Linked DNA regions of Mus musculus: region 1 is linked to region 2. Evidence: chromatin loops called from intact Hi-C (ENCODE). Cell type or tissue: left cerebral cortex. All regions are shown on one strand.

What was found. A loop is a pair of places that touch in the nucleus more often than their neighbours do. Peaks named below come from ENCODE experiments on the same cell type or tissue, not always from the same donor. Only the 100,000 strongest peaks of a DNase experiment are listed, where the experiment ranks them.
Region 1: a loop joins it to region 2, with 2.4 times the contacts of the local background. A loop is called at or near these places in 3 of 42 quality-filtered maps.

The regions. Positions count from the first base shown.
Region 1 is chr16:77,531,136-77,539,135 of GRCm38, reverse strand. All of the region lies in intron 4 of Mir99ahg (Mir99a and Mirlet7c-1 host gene (non-protein coding)), which reads right to left. Among named protein-coding and RNA genes, the nearest start is that of Mir99a, 64 kb to the left of the region's middle. In left cerebral cortex, a CTCF peak has its summit at 3,939 (motif pointing left); DNase peaks (open chromatin) are centred at 1,823, 2,144, 2,578, 3,918 and 1 more place; H3K4me3 peaks cover 1,387 bases; H3K27ac peaks cover 1,325 bases.
Region 2 is chr16:77,638,900-77,646,899 of GRCm38, reverse strand. It overlaps Mir125b-2 (microRNA 125b-2), which reads right to left and starts at 627; the gene lies at 557-627. In left cerebral cortex, no CTCF peak of the experiment used is centred here; DNase peaks (open chromatin) are centred at 2,332, 2,773, 3,704, 4,274 and 3 more places; H3K4me3 peaks cover 4,486 bases; H3K27ac peaks cover 4,474 bases.

The DNA of each region.
Region 1 (8,000 bases), 110 kb after region 2:
TGAGTAAATTATTCTAGGAATCAGTTTGCAATTTTAAATTAATGGAAATATTACATGACACAGGACGATCTCTCGGAATTAAAGTTTAAATAAACGGTATGTAGCTATGGATATGAAAACTCATAGCTAGGTCTTACATTCAAAGAATAGTTATATTTTCATGATACACCTATTATATATTGAATTGTCTACTTCTAGTGTATATATATATATATATATATATATATATATATATATATAATATTCTCAAAGAAAGGAAAGTGAAAACCTTGCCTTGGATCCCCTGTGAAGAGAGTTCAGTGGTTTTTTTAGTTCATATTTTTACTTCAGAAATAAAGAAACTGAGTTTACAACGGTTTGACTGACGTGTTAGCGGCCGACCTATAAATTTATTTATGAATTTAATTTCTAATAAGTGAAGATTCTTTAAATAGTAGTGTTATTTACAGCATCCTTTTCACCACAAACACTGTCCCTAGCTGCCCGGCAAGTGTTTTCCAGAGTCCCCAGGTTTCTCAGATGCTAAGCCTTCTCCTGTGTTGGCTTTGTTCCTATGCCCACTCCTCAAAGGCTTGCTCAGATGCAACTTCTTAATGATGTCTTCTTTGGTCATCTCAGCTGGAAGCGATCTCTACCTCCTCTGATCTGCTACAGCAATTATCACATTCAGCCTTGTAATTCAATATGGCTTAGTGAAAAATCATGTGTGGATGAGCGCTGGGGTTCAGTAGAGAGGGGCTCAGATTTTGGCTTTGCTCCTCATAGGGGAAAAGACGCGGACTTGTCTGTCAGCTTCCATGAGTCAGAGTAAGGGATTAGATGAACAATCTTAATGAAGTTTACCTTTGATCTTCCAGCAATATGGTTACTGATTATAACTGGAAAGATACACTTGGAGTAGATATGTCATTCAATTATCAATTCTGTATGAGAGAGCTTCATTATATTGACTCTTGAGCTACACTTTTCTTAAGTTTGAAAGCCACATACTCGTTTATGTGTTTATATACATAATCATATGCTTCAAACACAGATACCCTTGCGCTGGATTTTGTATTCCAGCCTACCACCACACCATTGTGCTGTGTTCTCCATTCCATAGTGCTGTAACAGTATTGCAAAATAGGGCAGCGCTGAGTGAATGAATGAACACATGGTAAAAAAGCATCAAAAGGATTACTATCCTCATTGAAATTTTTACTGCCAAGTTGACAATGTTAAAAATACAGAGTAACAGCTCAGCGCTGTTTCAATACAATAAGCTATTTTTTTTGTCATGGTTAATCCATTTAAAACTGAAAAGGGGGCTTGTTCTCTAAACAACATAAATTTATATCTTTTCACCAAGAAATATATATTTGACTAATTACTATGCTGTATATGAATATGTAGTAGATAAGATTAAACTTCTAAGATGTTTATAATTGCAACATAAAATATATCTGAACCCTCTGCAAAAATTGTGCAATCAACATGAGGATATGTGATATTCACTATGAAGCACATTGTCTGTCTGTCTGTATATATGTCTGTGTGTCTATAGGTCTGCGTTTTGACTCAGCAGTCATAACCCTGCCATACACAAAGCCATCTAATAACTGGATGATTTGCAAATGTCTTCCACATGGGCTACAGCTATGCGTATGTAGATGCTGCTACACTCAATCCTGTAACTGTAAAGCAATACAATCAACATAAGCAGATTCACGTTTTTATTTTACTTTATTTTATTTTTTATTTCCTAATGTGTTAATGCTCAACGGATCTTTTGTTTTGTGACAAGCACAATGTGAGGACCCTCAAAACCCTCATTTATCATTGCTCTTCCCTCCCTCCCCACTCTTTCTTTTCGGGTGATACTTATTTCTAACGGCTTATGATCTTCACTGGATAAGAAGAAGACATTTGAGGTCGAGAGTGTGGAGGTTCAGGGTGGGAGGGGGGGACGGCTATTTTGAATCTTCTGATGGTGAGGTTTCGCTCACTAAGGAGCTCTCTGTGGGTTTCTGGCATTGTGTTTTGTCTGCTTGCAAGTGAGCCGGTGATCGATGGGGAAAGTGTTCATTGATTTGTAGTGCCTGCGCGCTGCAGCCAACCAGCACTAGAGTGAGGAGGCAGCATCATGAATCTCTCAACTATGCATATTTATATGCAGCTGCTGAACTTCGAAACCTCTCGTGAATACAAAGTACTTGTGTGGCCACCAGTTTGCACAATGCCGTCCTGCTGCATGTTCTGATATAGCTACTGTACGGGAGAATGGATGTGGGAGAGGGGCACGGTGGGATAGAGAAAGGAGAGGTAAGGGCTGGGGGTTGGAGGGAGGGTTGAGCCTTGTACAATTCCTCATTAGAAAGCAACGGAAATGAGGTGTGTGTGGGAACAAGCAGGATACGTTCTAATAAATGCTCTCCTTGCCTGAATCTCGAGTTCCACAATTGATTAATGGAAACAATGAATTTATGAAATTCTTGGGCAAATGGATGTATCTGGAGGATATCATCCTGAGTGAGGTAACCCAATCACAAAAGAAGTCACTTGATATGCATTCACTGAGAAGTGAGGCTCCCTGATAACGATGTGGTTAAAATATGCTGGCATCATTGAAATCATCATAGCAATGAGCTGTGCGCATGAGAAAGTAACCTCCCCTGAGTGAATCGCAGCTTTGCTTCGGGAGAGAGTAGATGCGACAATATAATGGGAGGGAGGGGTGAAGGCAGGAAGATATAAAGAATTGTTAATATTATTGGGAAAAATTAAGTAAAGTGAAATGCAGGAGGATGTTAAGAAAAATATATGAAGGGGCATGCATTTGAGAGTGGGGATAGAATGGGAGGGGCAGGAAAGAGGCAATAAAGCTACAGGGGAGGTTAGGAGACCTGAATATTCAGACAATATGAAGAAGGACTGTAAATAGGAGAAATAAAATAGGGAAAGAAACAGCCAAACAAAAACTATCACGGTGTGTGTGTGTGTGTGTGTGTGTGGGGGGGGGGGGGGCACAAGATATGCCTTTTCCACAGGAGACATTCTTTTGTTGAGAAAGATGCATTTTATATAAAGTACAGAGTAAGTCACAGATTTTTTAAAAAGTGACCAAATTTTAATAAGATTACGGTTTACAAACAGATTAAATCTGTAAACTTGGAGATTTCTATACCCAATAATTAAAGCATATTTTCTTAGTTTTTAAAGGCCTATAGTTAAAGATAAGAAATCTGGGTTGGGGGATATGTTTGCAAAATTGAAAGTCAAATTGAAACATCACTATTTTGAAATTATCTTCATTCAGAAAGTTCTGAAGACCAAACTCAGTTCAATATTGTTAACCCCAATAGTGCTACGGGGCCTCCAAGAAAAGCTCATTTTATTATGAGATTAGGGCTTGTCTCCAGCTGAAGTTTTATCAAAGAAACATAAAAGGAAACCTCAAATTCAATGTCTAGGTAGTTTCACTCCAGTATCAAAACCAAGCTTTATATGTTTCCACATAGAGTTACAGCATTGGTACAGACCAAAGTGCAGCTGCTCTTTTGACCATCCTATCCAATGGCCTTCTTCCAAGTCCTTCCCTCTGAGATTTAAGGAAAGCTGTCAATCCTTAGCTCTCAAAGGCTTAGGAAAATGGATGGAAATTGAATGTTAAAAGGCCAGCACATACTGTGTTGGTATTAGATTCCAATATTACTAAGCATGTCCAGACTTTTAAAAAATATACAAAACCTCTGGTACGCATAAGCACTAGCGCGTGCACACACACACACACACACACACACACACACACACACACACACACACACACACACACATACACACACAAACACACACAAACACACACTACATATACACACAAAAGCTTACTCTATTTTCAATGATGTCAAACTCTCTTCTAGCAATGTTCTCCCCCTAGTGGTGAGTCAGCACAAAAAGTGCCTTCTCAAGTGGAAAACCTAGTTTCCTTCCCAGAATTGGTGCTAAACATAAAACAATGTGAAACTTTACTTTTCTCATTGAAAAAATAATAGGAAAACAATATTCTCAATTTTAACATAATGTTTTTCTATTTTAAAATTTTAAATGATTTAACCTTTATCAGAGTTATGCAATGATTATAAACTCATCCATGTGCATATGCACATTGCTACAAGGACATTTCTGAGGTTATATAATAAGTGGTTATCTTTTAATCGGCTACCTTTTAGATTTTACTTTACAAGTACTTGTAAATTATTTCCATAGACAAACTAAACCTGAATGCTAAGGACATAAAAGGAAAACTACCAGGATTTAGTCTTATTTCTCATTTACAGGTCTAACCATGGAATTCTTACCATCCTCCTTACCCCATCCTGCTGAAATATGGAAAACTCTTACTGTTTATGCCCTCAGCCTAGGTAGCACAGAGTCGAGGCAACACTGAGTGCATTTTTTTTATATAATTTATCACACCAAGTGATAGTCATTGATTCATGAAAGATACCGTGGTTTCTTTACATGGTAATCAGAGTTCAAGTCTCCACTGAGAAATCATTTGTGAAAATTCTGATTCTGATTTGATTCTAAAAAACAAGAAGAAAGGAAGTCTCGATTTACAGTTAGAAATCTAATGCTGGGTTGGAATTTTTCTCTGTTCAACATGGAGGTTCATGAAGGTTCCCATTGTTTTCAGTTAATAGATGAAGCTGATGGAGGCAAAAGAATTTCAGACTGTGTGACTAGAATTTGTGGGTCAAAGAGTAATAACGTAAATATGGAGAGAAACTCTCCGGGGTGTTTCAAAGGTAACCAACTATCATTACCCTTTGCACAGTTACACAGCATTAGGCAAGAGGCAAAATTTTAAACCAAAACTTCTTTAAAAAACAAACTATGTCCATGAATTGCTTAAAAGTTGTCTGTAGACATTTAAGGAGAGGACATACTCTGTACAAAAAGTTTTGGACAATTTTCTAATTGTATGTTAATATCCATCTATATACATAACAAATTTTGCTAAGTGGTGATTAAGGTAAGAGACACTCAGAGTTGGTAACACTCAAATTAAGGCTATGTGAGTGTTTTCTTAAATTTGCTTTCGAATAAATGTTCTGAACTAGGGATTTTAATATCATAATTTACTAAAAATTACTTAATTTAAATTTAGAAGGTAGAAACCAGAATGACATCAATATATACTAAAATATCAATTGATCCTAATTTCCTTTCCTCTAGATAAGAAAACAGGAGATACAGCCATATGAATGGAAATGAGCAGGAGGTGGCGGTTTCACTGAGGTTTATATGAGGTCTTTTGTTTATGTTGAGCTGATATGCTCACTTGATAATTCTACAGTTGCATAACTATTTCATGTGTTACGTATAACATCATCTCTAAAGATGTATTTATAGGTATAACACTGTGACTCTCACCAGGCACAGTCTGGTTCATTTCACAGATGTAAAAATACTGAATACAAACAAAACCTATGACAAAGTAGCTCTCAGCCACAGTGGTCTCCTTTATCACTAAGTTGTAAGGATGTCCCTCAAGTAGAGTCTACCTTCCTCGTGTTGAAAGACCAGAGTTGCTACTGCATATGTTGTTTGCTGCTATTATGTATATCTTTCTTTCCTCCTCTATTCATTCATATATATATATATATATGGTGTGTGTGTGTGTGTGTGTGTGTGTGTGTGTGTGTGTGTTACCAGGAACCAAACCCACAGTCTTGTACACTGAAGGCAAAGGACTACATGCCCTTTCCCATTTTGTGTGCTATGTTTCCACTGTGTGATCAAAACAATCTGCACTGAAATTTCTTAATGAAAATTTTGGTGAGATTGTTCGGAATGATCAGGAATTATGCAGAAGTTTTAATCTTGGATGAGTCATATAATTTTGGGGTAGCTTTCTGCATGTGTGAGACATCTAAGATAATAGTAAAACTGATTTTCAAATTTAATAAAACGTATAGCAACATTTCTGAGGAATGTAAACATTAAATAAGTAGTATTTCCTGCAATATTATTCTTAGAAATATTATCAAAATAATAGAAGCAAACTGGGATAAATCCAGCGAAGCACAAACTCATCAAATCCTTCCAATTCCACCACAGCATGAAAAAATGAAATCAAACAATTAAAAATAAACAAACTGTACTTATAGTCCTGCCTGCTTACTTAGATCTAATGCACCCATTAACCAAAGGAATGCTGAACAGGTCAAAGGTGCAATGTTTATTTCCAAAGTTACTTAAAACTGTATTTAATATTTTCTTGCTTGGATTGTTTATTTGCAGAAGAAATAATAAGCATGAAAGTCACTATTAATAGGCCTTTGCATCAAGTACAAGTCAAATAATAATAACTTTAAGTAAAAGAATCTTTAAGAATATTGTGTAATATTATAACCATAATACTCATTTTCCTTAAGGCAAGCTTTGGTATCAGAGACCTTGGTGTAATAAATATTTAGATCATTGTTTACAGGCTGAATCTAAATAGCATCTGTTTGTGCATTGTGACATACTCAAAAGTCTGAACTAAATACAACATTGTCGTTTATGCCACTGGAAGGCACCTATTGAAATGAAAATGCGCTTTAATTGACATTGAGTAAAATAATTTTCTCAATAGTCCCCTAGTCTTAATCGTAGTAAAAAAAAAAAAAAAAACTGTACAAAGGAGTGGTCAGATACTATATGATGTCCAAATATAGAAATAACATATAACTTTTTCTTTGGTGAATATCAGTATCTACTATTCATTACTTCTTTGTATAGATTTTATGCTGAGGCAAAGTAGAAACTGACACGATTTGATTTTTTTTACCCCAATGGATCAGGTACTTTCATTGCATAAAAACAATTTTGATGAAAATAGTTTTTCTTCAGAATTGTCTCAGAAAATACAGAATATTCATGGAGCTTCAGGAGACAGGAACATTACCAGAAGATATAAAATGACTCACTGATAAACTCCAACTGTGCCCAGCTCAAGGGCAATACTAATTTGGTCATTTTTCATATTGCTTTAATTCTCCCGACTTTTGCTTTACCCATAATAGAGGAATTCTAAAATTGGGGGAAAAATAGCTCTATATGTTTACATGAATTATTCAGGAAAGTAAATGCTGTATTTTTAATGGAAATTTAAAATTAGTTTTGCAGCGATAACTTGGTCGAGGAAATTAAGATGAATTTGAACCTCTTTTCCCAGCCTCTCGTTTTCTCAGTGATTCACATCGATGCCTGAGGCAGAACACTTCCCAACACTGTCTCCAGTTCACCACCGAAAATATCAGCCTGACCCTGGGAGGCTCCCGTTACACCGACAGCAGAATAATTTTGAAGAAATGAATGTCAATGTGCCATCTGCAGGCATTCTGCATCAATCTTAAAGGACATGTGAATAACCTCTGGATTACTTTACTGCATCTAGTTTGCAATCGGAGATGATAAATAATTCACTTACCATTGTCAGAGAGAAAATACCAGCGAAACCCCGTACAAAGACTGAAAATCACCTGTTCCTTTCCTTTGTGTCCCATGGAGAATTATGGGAACAGGCTCTTTTCCTTTGTCAGTTTGTTCACTTAATGGATAAGACTTTACTCTCTAGCAATTTTATAATCTGTCTCAGTTAAAACTGAGCTGGAAATATTAGAAAAATGACTAAAGCCCTAGAACAAAGGCTTCAGAATATTGTCCAGGCTTCTAATGTGATGTGCAATTAATAATTTCATATTTTAGAAACTCACAAACTTCTAATGTTTTGTTTCCATCTGCTATTCCTCTGGACTGAAAAAAGAAAAACTAAAAATAATGGTTTTTATTGCACAAATTTCCAAAATCATTTCTCTGTTCTTCATATTTTCCTTGACACTTATAGTCATTACCAAATACCCAGATGTGTTATGCTACAAAGTACTTCCATAACATATTATAAACCAAGTGGTTAAATAATACCACCCCTCATTTCTATTTTGTTGATGCTACTTCAAGTTCATTTTTCTTTC
Region 2 (8,000 bases):
GCTAAAATTACCATGTATAAAACAATATTCTCTCATATTAGTATCAACAAGAATAAGATCAATAAAGAAAACTGTAAATCGTTTCTTTTTCAGGCCTCGAGTATGATTAGAATCTCATTTGACGTAGTCTAAGCCACAGTTCTATGGAAGCATGCATAATTTATTGAAATAACTAATGTATATAATTCTACGCATACAAAAACTTATGAATATAAACAACTCTTACAATGAATCTTCTTCATCTTAAAACACACCCAAAGCGATGTTTATTTTTTTAAAAAGAACTTGTGTTTTAATTCTACTTCTTGTACATATCTCTTACAACACTTTTATACGATAATCACAGTAAATACAAACGCTATTTCTATTCTACTGTGCCATATCTTTAGAGTACCGATTCTGAAGATTGTATTTTGGGGGTGTTGTCATGGTGAAACCCTTGCTGATTAGAAAGAAAACCATTGTTCTTTGCGCCTATGCAGAATCTATGCCTGTTCTTTTGTTCTGGTGGTTTATGCCGAGAATCAATAAGGTCCCAAGCTGCTGGTATCCCTCCGCCTAGGTCCCAAGAACCTGACTTGTGATGTTACTAAAATACCTCACAAGTTAGGGTCTCAGGGACTAGGCAAAGTCTCGTGTGATGCAGGAGAATTCTTCTTCCAGGTAAACGGACAGCTTGGGAATTAGAGTTGGGTTCATTTATTTTTAATCTTCTAAATACTAATTGAAACACACAGACAGAAACATAAGTAACACATGAAAGTCAAAGATGAGCTGAATAATCAGGACGGCCACCTATAGATCAGAACTTACAGTAATGTGGGGCATGAAAAACAAAGCAGACAATGGACATTTAAGAATCACCCCATTCTATCCAAAGAAGGAGACAAAAATGGGTTAAAATATGCTCCTTGCAGATTTTTACAGCAACACCCACTTCTATTACACTAAAAAAGGATTATATGCCAGTTAATGGGGCCCTAATTGATATTTTGCTTCTATTGAAGTTTTATATATCACAACTGTTACTGTGGGCCCAGGATATACAACACTTCAAACTCTCATTTAAATTATTACAGATAAGATTTAAACAAAAACTTTGAATATGTCATAATTTAATACCTATTAATGTTGATTTTTCTCTTTAAATATGCAAACTATTCAGACAGCAAATATTTTCATGCACACTTCATAGTTATTTGAACAAGACCACCTAACAAGCTTTAACTTAAAATCCTGGCAACATAGTAAGAAAACAAAAAAAGATCCTTTACTTTGAATAATTACATTATATAGTTCAATACTTTTGAAAATACACAGTCTCAATCCTGACTATTCATCAAATTCTCTCCCATCTTTTCGCCTTGTTGTGAAAGAGCAGAATCTGGACTTTAGGAATGATCCAAGGTTTAGTAGCACAGAATGCAGGGCAAAACAATCACACTTAGCACAGCATAAAACTCCTGGCCACAGAAGTGGAATCTGGTTCTTCAGAAGTGGTTGATCTTAAAAGGGAAAAGCAGGGGGGTTAGAAAAGGAGAGAGGGGGAGAGAGAGAGAGAGAGAGAGAGAGAGAGAGAGAGAGAGAGAGAGAGAGAGAGAGAGAGAGAGAGAAATGGAATGATTTAGAGTGTTTTCCTCTAGGCAGGTGAACCATCCATTTCCAGGAAGCTGCAAGGAAAGCTATGCTGAACAAAATATTTGCTAAGTGTTCCCCTCCCCCACCCTAGTACCACACCCCTTTCTAACCACCACCCCCCTTCACCCCTGCCCAGATCTTTACTTTGCCTTGTAAGACTTAAGCATTCTGTTCCGTGATGTAATGCATCATTATATAAGATCTCTTTCTGTTTATCATTTGATTTCCCATACTGAATCACTTATGGCCCCAAATAAATAGTTTTATAGAAGAAAAAAAAAAGATAAAACCAAAACCAAAAGAAACAACCAAAAAGCAGCATTCACAAAAAGCAAAGAGGAAAAAAAATAAAATTAAATAAAACAAAACAGTACTTAGATAAAAGTCCATGCTTTTTCCTTAAAACTGAATATGGCTTTACAATTTTTGACCATAGCATTCAACCAATTATTAGAATGAAAAATCTCACCCCTCCATAAATATGACATTAACATAATTATACCACCCCCATCACGGAGACCCATCCTCCTTAGGGAATACATCTGATGCTCCAAAGATGGAAATCAGTCAGATTTTAGTTGCTCTCCAACGTACCTTTGCTTCTCACTGACTGACTGGCTTTTACCCTCCACGCACTCACACGCCACCCCCTCCCCTCGGCTAGACACGGATGCCCGAGCGAGCACGCGCGCGCGCACAGGCACACAGACACACGGAGAGAGTCGGGCTAGCATCTGATGCTGACTCAGAGCGCTTCTGTGTGCAAGGGGTGGCGGCGGCTGGTATTTTCACTGCGCTCATCATTAACATTAACGCACAGTCTGGCATCCACCCTCTCCCAGACCTGCTGGACTGCGGCATTTGCATGACGCTGTCACTCTAGCTTCTGCAGGTCAGATGATGGAAGGAAATGGGGAGAAAGAGAGAGAGAGGGAGAGAGCGAATTAAAAAAGAAAAGAAAAAAAAGCCTTGAGACTCTCCTAAGAAATGCCTTCGTTTTGTCCTTATTTTTCCACCTTTTCTACTTCCTCTGTGGCTGTCTCTCAGCTGTTTGACATCTTCCCGGAAGAAAATGCCTTGTGCTTCAATGAGCCAGTCGCCAGTTAGTCCTCCCCTCCCTTCCCTCCAATCCCCACCCTTTTCCCTGCTAATCAATAAGACAGATCTGCAAGAGCAGTGTGGAGACAGACTCAGGCAGAGTCTCGCCCGGGTCCCCACCTAAGGAAGCAGCCAGGCCGGCTCACACACACGTGACACAGAAAAAAAAAAATACCATCAGTTTCTTAACAGCCTTAGACTTTATTCTGCGGTTTCATTTTCTTTCCCCCTTTGACTGAAGAAAGGGCAAAAGAAAGTCTATCCGTTTTTATGTGAAGACCCCACCCAGCAGCAGACACCCGTACATCCATACGCCCATAAGGCTGGGTGTGTAGAGATCAATTCTTTCTAGTCAAATAAATAAATACATAAATAAATAAATAAAATCTAAAAGCTAGGATTTTAATCGAAGTGATAGCTTCATGTTTTTATTAGCTATGCTCTCATTTCATAGGAATTAAAAGACAAGACTTGCCAAGATCTGACTCATCAACGGGATTTAAACTGTGTTGAAATGCTAACTTGGTGGAATGAGATCGACTAGCTGGATATTAGTATATTTTAATTTTAAAGACTTTTAAAAATAATAATACCTGACTGTTCGTGGGTATGTACATCGTAAAAGTGTTCTGGTTCAGCATATTGTGATTGAATATGTAGATTTAAATAAAAGGTGGATCCCTGTACATCTGTACACTATTACTAAAGAGCCAAAACCTTTGGCCATGATTGTGCTGGTGTTTCACAACATAGAAGACACCAGTTTCTTTGTTCTCCAGTCTCTCCCTGGGATGACAGTATGGTAAACTGCCACCTTCCCTTTCTACACTAGCAGTGTTTCTGAATTACTTGCCGGGCAGACTTAGCTATTGGTGACTCTACAGAATACAAAAAAGCATACAAAAGGGAAGGAACTATCACCATCCTCCAGCCAATGCTGGCTGGTGCTGCAAATATGTCAGTTTACTCTCATAGGCAGTCCCAGCATGCAATGCGGCACGCACGACCAAGGAAGGTAGCAGTTTGGCAACAGATCTGTGGCAACAATTGCGGAGAACAACCAACCGCTCGCTGAGGTTCCAAAGAAAACATCACAGGATCCATAAAGAGATGCAAGTAGAAATCAGCTCTTACAGGCTTCTGATTTGAAAGAAAAAAAAAAAAAAGGAAAAGGAAACAGGGGTGGGGCGGGGTGAGGTGGGCTGGGGTGGGGGTGGGGGCCAGCAAATCTCAAGCACAAAGACCAGCGGAAAAAGGAAAAAAAAAAAAAAAAAAAAGGAAAAGAATGTCCACAGGAAGGAAACAGGATGTTGAGTTCGTACTTTCAGAAAAAAAGAAAAAAAAGGCATGAAGGAAAAGGATGAGAGAGGTAGGCAGAAAAAGAGATGGATGGAATAGAGACCCAGAGAAAGAAAGATGGGAAGGAGCAGAGCCGCCATGCTGGTTGTTAATTGCCACAGAGAATATGAAGCATGATTTCTGAGTCTGGAGACTGCAAAGGACTCGAGTCCAGAATCGGATGAAAAGTTGAAATAAAGACAGACACCCACAGGTTAGCTTAGCACAAGTGTCTGCCAGTGGCAGCAAGAAGCCTGCAGAACTTGTCCTGTTTTTGCGTCTAGCTTATTGCCTTGATCAGACTTTATTTTGATTTTTTAACTCTCTTACATATGTGAATTCTTTAGGCTGCCTTTGTCCCCCCATATAGTTACCTACAATGCTCTTGATAAATGAGTGTCATGACTTTGCTATGGCTATCAGATCTAACAGGTTGACGATTTTAATAATTGAGTGTGTGCTTACAGCTACTGGCCACTGATATCCCGCTCTGTAGACCTTGTGCATGAACATCTCACTTGCAGCTCTTGGGACAAGATACAAGATACAAGGCACCTTCAACTTTTCTCCTTAATCGATGGTATTTCTTTCTTTACATTCATACAAGCATACATGGCTTAACTCCACAGAAAGCACAAAATATATTAACTGAGGGATTTAGAAAATCAAAGCAATAAACATTGAAAGGAAAATAATTATTACTGAATGACTGTGGGTTACAATATTTATATTGAGACATGAGTTAGCCTGTTCCAAGTGGCCAGGCTCTGTCAAGACTTCTCTTAGGGCCAATAGGAAAGCAGATTTGGTTACATCAACATTGATTTGAAAGGAAATGTTGAAATCAAACAATGTGGTCACCACTGTCATAGATGCTAGCTTGAGGTCCTTGCTACCTTTCAGCTTCTAATCAACAAACACTGAAGCAAGCTTTTCCCTACGTCAGAATTTATGCGGTGACCACAGGCAAAGTATTTACAAAGAAAAGTTTTGACTTCACTTTTACATTTCATTTGAAAGATGCAGCACATGTACAATCACGCAACAATTATTTTCAAATACTATTGGACATTTATTTTCTAAGCTTTTAAAAACTCACTGCTCTGATTCGGATGGTAAATTATTTATCAAATTAAAGGAAGTAATGCTTTGAAATAATATCCTTTCTTCCAGGGCAAGAATGTCTTTTATTTATTCTAAAGGGTATGTAAAATTGGTGTAATTGTGAGTATCATTAATTTAATGTATGATGTTTGTAATAAGGAGGACAGATGATATAAACTGATGCATAGTTTATATTTTGACTTAAAATTCATGAAAGTATAGACACTGTATATTATTCACCTGTTGAATATTTTTGTGCCATATTTAACTTGCATTCTGCAATCAGCTACAACCAGAAATCTGTAATATAAAGTAAATGTTTAAAAATATCAAAGTTCATTGCCTCTGTTCCCCTATCTGTATCTCTGGTGGGCAGTATGAATTGATGGGAATCTACTCTTCTGGACAATGTGAATTTAAACTATTTTCTAACTTTGTGAAGAATATATTATATAATTCTGACTTAACCCACCCCTCAAAAGGTTTATAGAGTAATTCATCACTGGACCCCAGTGTTTTCCTTCTCCTTTAGGAGACAGAAACTGTATTGATTTACTTAGGGATCTAATATTAAAAGTATTTCCTTTTGATGGAAGTGCCTTTATTTCTAAATTTTGGCTAAAGCAGTTTTATTTACTAATAGCTTTTTAAAATGTAAGATGACTTATGGAGAAAGCTTTTCGAAAAACTAAGCTTCTCCCCACCCCCAAATATAACAATGATTTAACAAAATCAAAAGACTCAACAGTCTCTTCATTCTGTGGGCTCCGAGTAGCTCGGCCATGCTTATTTGTCTAACCTTTCCAGAATGGAGAGCCATGTTCTCTCTAGTGCCAACCAAGACATATCAGAGTTCTGCTTTCCAGAAGGCATGGAGTAGTCGTGAGAGAAGCAAAAATACAGAGAGGTTTTTTTTTTCCTCTCTCTCTCCATTTTTCCACATTAGAAAGGAATAGCAGAAACTGAAATAAAAGAAATAGATCTCTTATTTTTTTTTTTAGTGCACATAACGAATAAGCAAACGATAGAGATGAGACTCAGATATCAGTGAATTGGTGTTGGTCTGGTTAGGAACTTTCTATGAACTAAAACACCTAGTGTTCTTGTTTGTCTAAGTAAGATACATCCGAGTAAGGAATAGATCCCAAATCAGATTTTAAAGAAAGACAAAATATACTAAACTAAAAGTGTATATTAAAATCATAATAATGAAGAAGAATGTTTGATCTTAACCAAAAGAAAATATATGACTCACTTTTCTTTAATAATTTTGCTGTTTGGTTTTTTTTGGGGGGGGAATGGCTTTGTTTAAATCAGACATCCAATAAGTGGGATGTCAAATGTTGATCTGTCAATCTGATAAGTCTTTCTCTCTCTCTCCTGCTATATAACTGCAAGGTATCATATCCCTCTTTTATTAATTAATTTAAAAATGGCCTGATTGTAAATCACTGTAGTAAGCTTTTCCATGTTTCCACATCCACTTTCCCCTTCTCTTTTCAGCTCTTTTGGAAATACAGAACCTATTTTTGGTTCCAGTCTTCATCAGTAGACCTAGGAGGACTGCATTCAGAGTTGCACCAATGAGACTAGACACACTGAGCCAGGGGAAGGCAGGGCAGGAATGTGAACTTGAAGGAGGTTTTTAAGGCCAAAGTGTTTTTTGCCTTAGTGTAGTCCCTGGAGCAAACAGCTCTTGAGTCTGAAGCTGGGAATCCCTCCTTCAGTTAAAAGGGCAACTTATTGTACGGTAAGGCCACTGGGAGGACAAAACACCAGGCTACACATCAAGTCATGCTCAAACATGAGAGAGTGCATTTGAGTAGCTATCAGTACTACACACAGCAATAGCCCACATGGATCCAAGCTTTTAAAGAAAAGATATAAACAGAAAGAAAAATGATAGCAGATAGCTTCAGAATGGCACTGTTATATTGAGAGTTGCATCTGTAGACAGCAATCAAGGACAATTCTAATAACCTATCTTTTAACTAATTCTACTATAGGAAAGAGCCGCTTTCTGTCTGGCAGTACCTATGCCTTGACGAAACAGGGGAGTGGGGGTGACATGGTAATTAAAAAGCTTCTCTAAATCCTGGGGGACCAAGATGCAGTGCCAGCTCAGGAGCTCATAATGTTCACTGTCTTAGAAAAGTCATGGAACTTAAGAACTTCAACTTTCTAATCTTGAAAATTAAGAGGGAGAGCCAGATTACCGCCAAGACCTAACTCTGCTGGAAATAACTGTGCTGCTTGGGTGGAAATGAAACTGAGATGAGACCTGTGCTGGTCAATATAACCTAGTATTGTTTTGTGAGCTTCTGTGGCTGCACCATTTTCAGTGTCATAATGGCTTTCTGGTTGCTCTTGTGACAAGAATGCTAGAGAGACTTTCTTCTGATATCCTCCATAGCTGATCTGAGGACCTAACCCCAAAGCTGGATTATGACGTCAGCTGCAGAAGATGGCCACATCAAAACTCTGTACCAAACCTTTTTTTTTTTTTTTTTTTTTTTTTTGCGTGGGCTGCCTATTCACAGCCTATTCACATGGTTTGAAACAGTATCTGAGATATAACCTTTTAGATTTATAACTGGAGAGGTATTGTTTTCTAATACGGAAGTAACTGTGTGTGGTATCACAGTACATATGCAGAAGAGCATAACTGGAAAACGCCCCAATAAGCTTACCTTAAATGAATCCTACATGCTCTTCTTAATACAGAATTATGTTTTCCTTTCTCTATGCTTAACGATAGATATTTTCTCATCGAAACACTTCTAGATGTATACCTAATTGGAAGCAAGTTCAAGACTACTTTC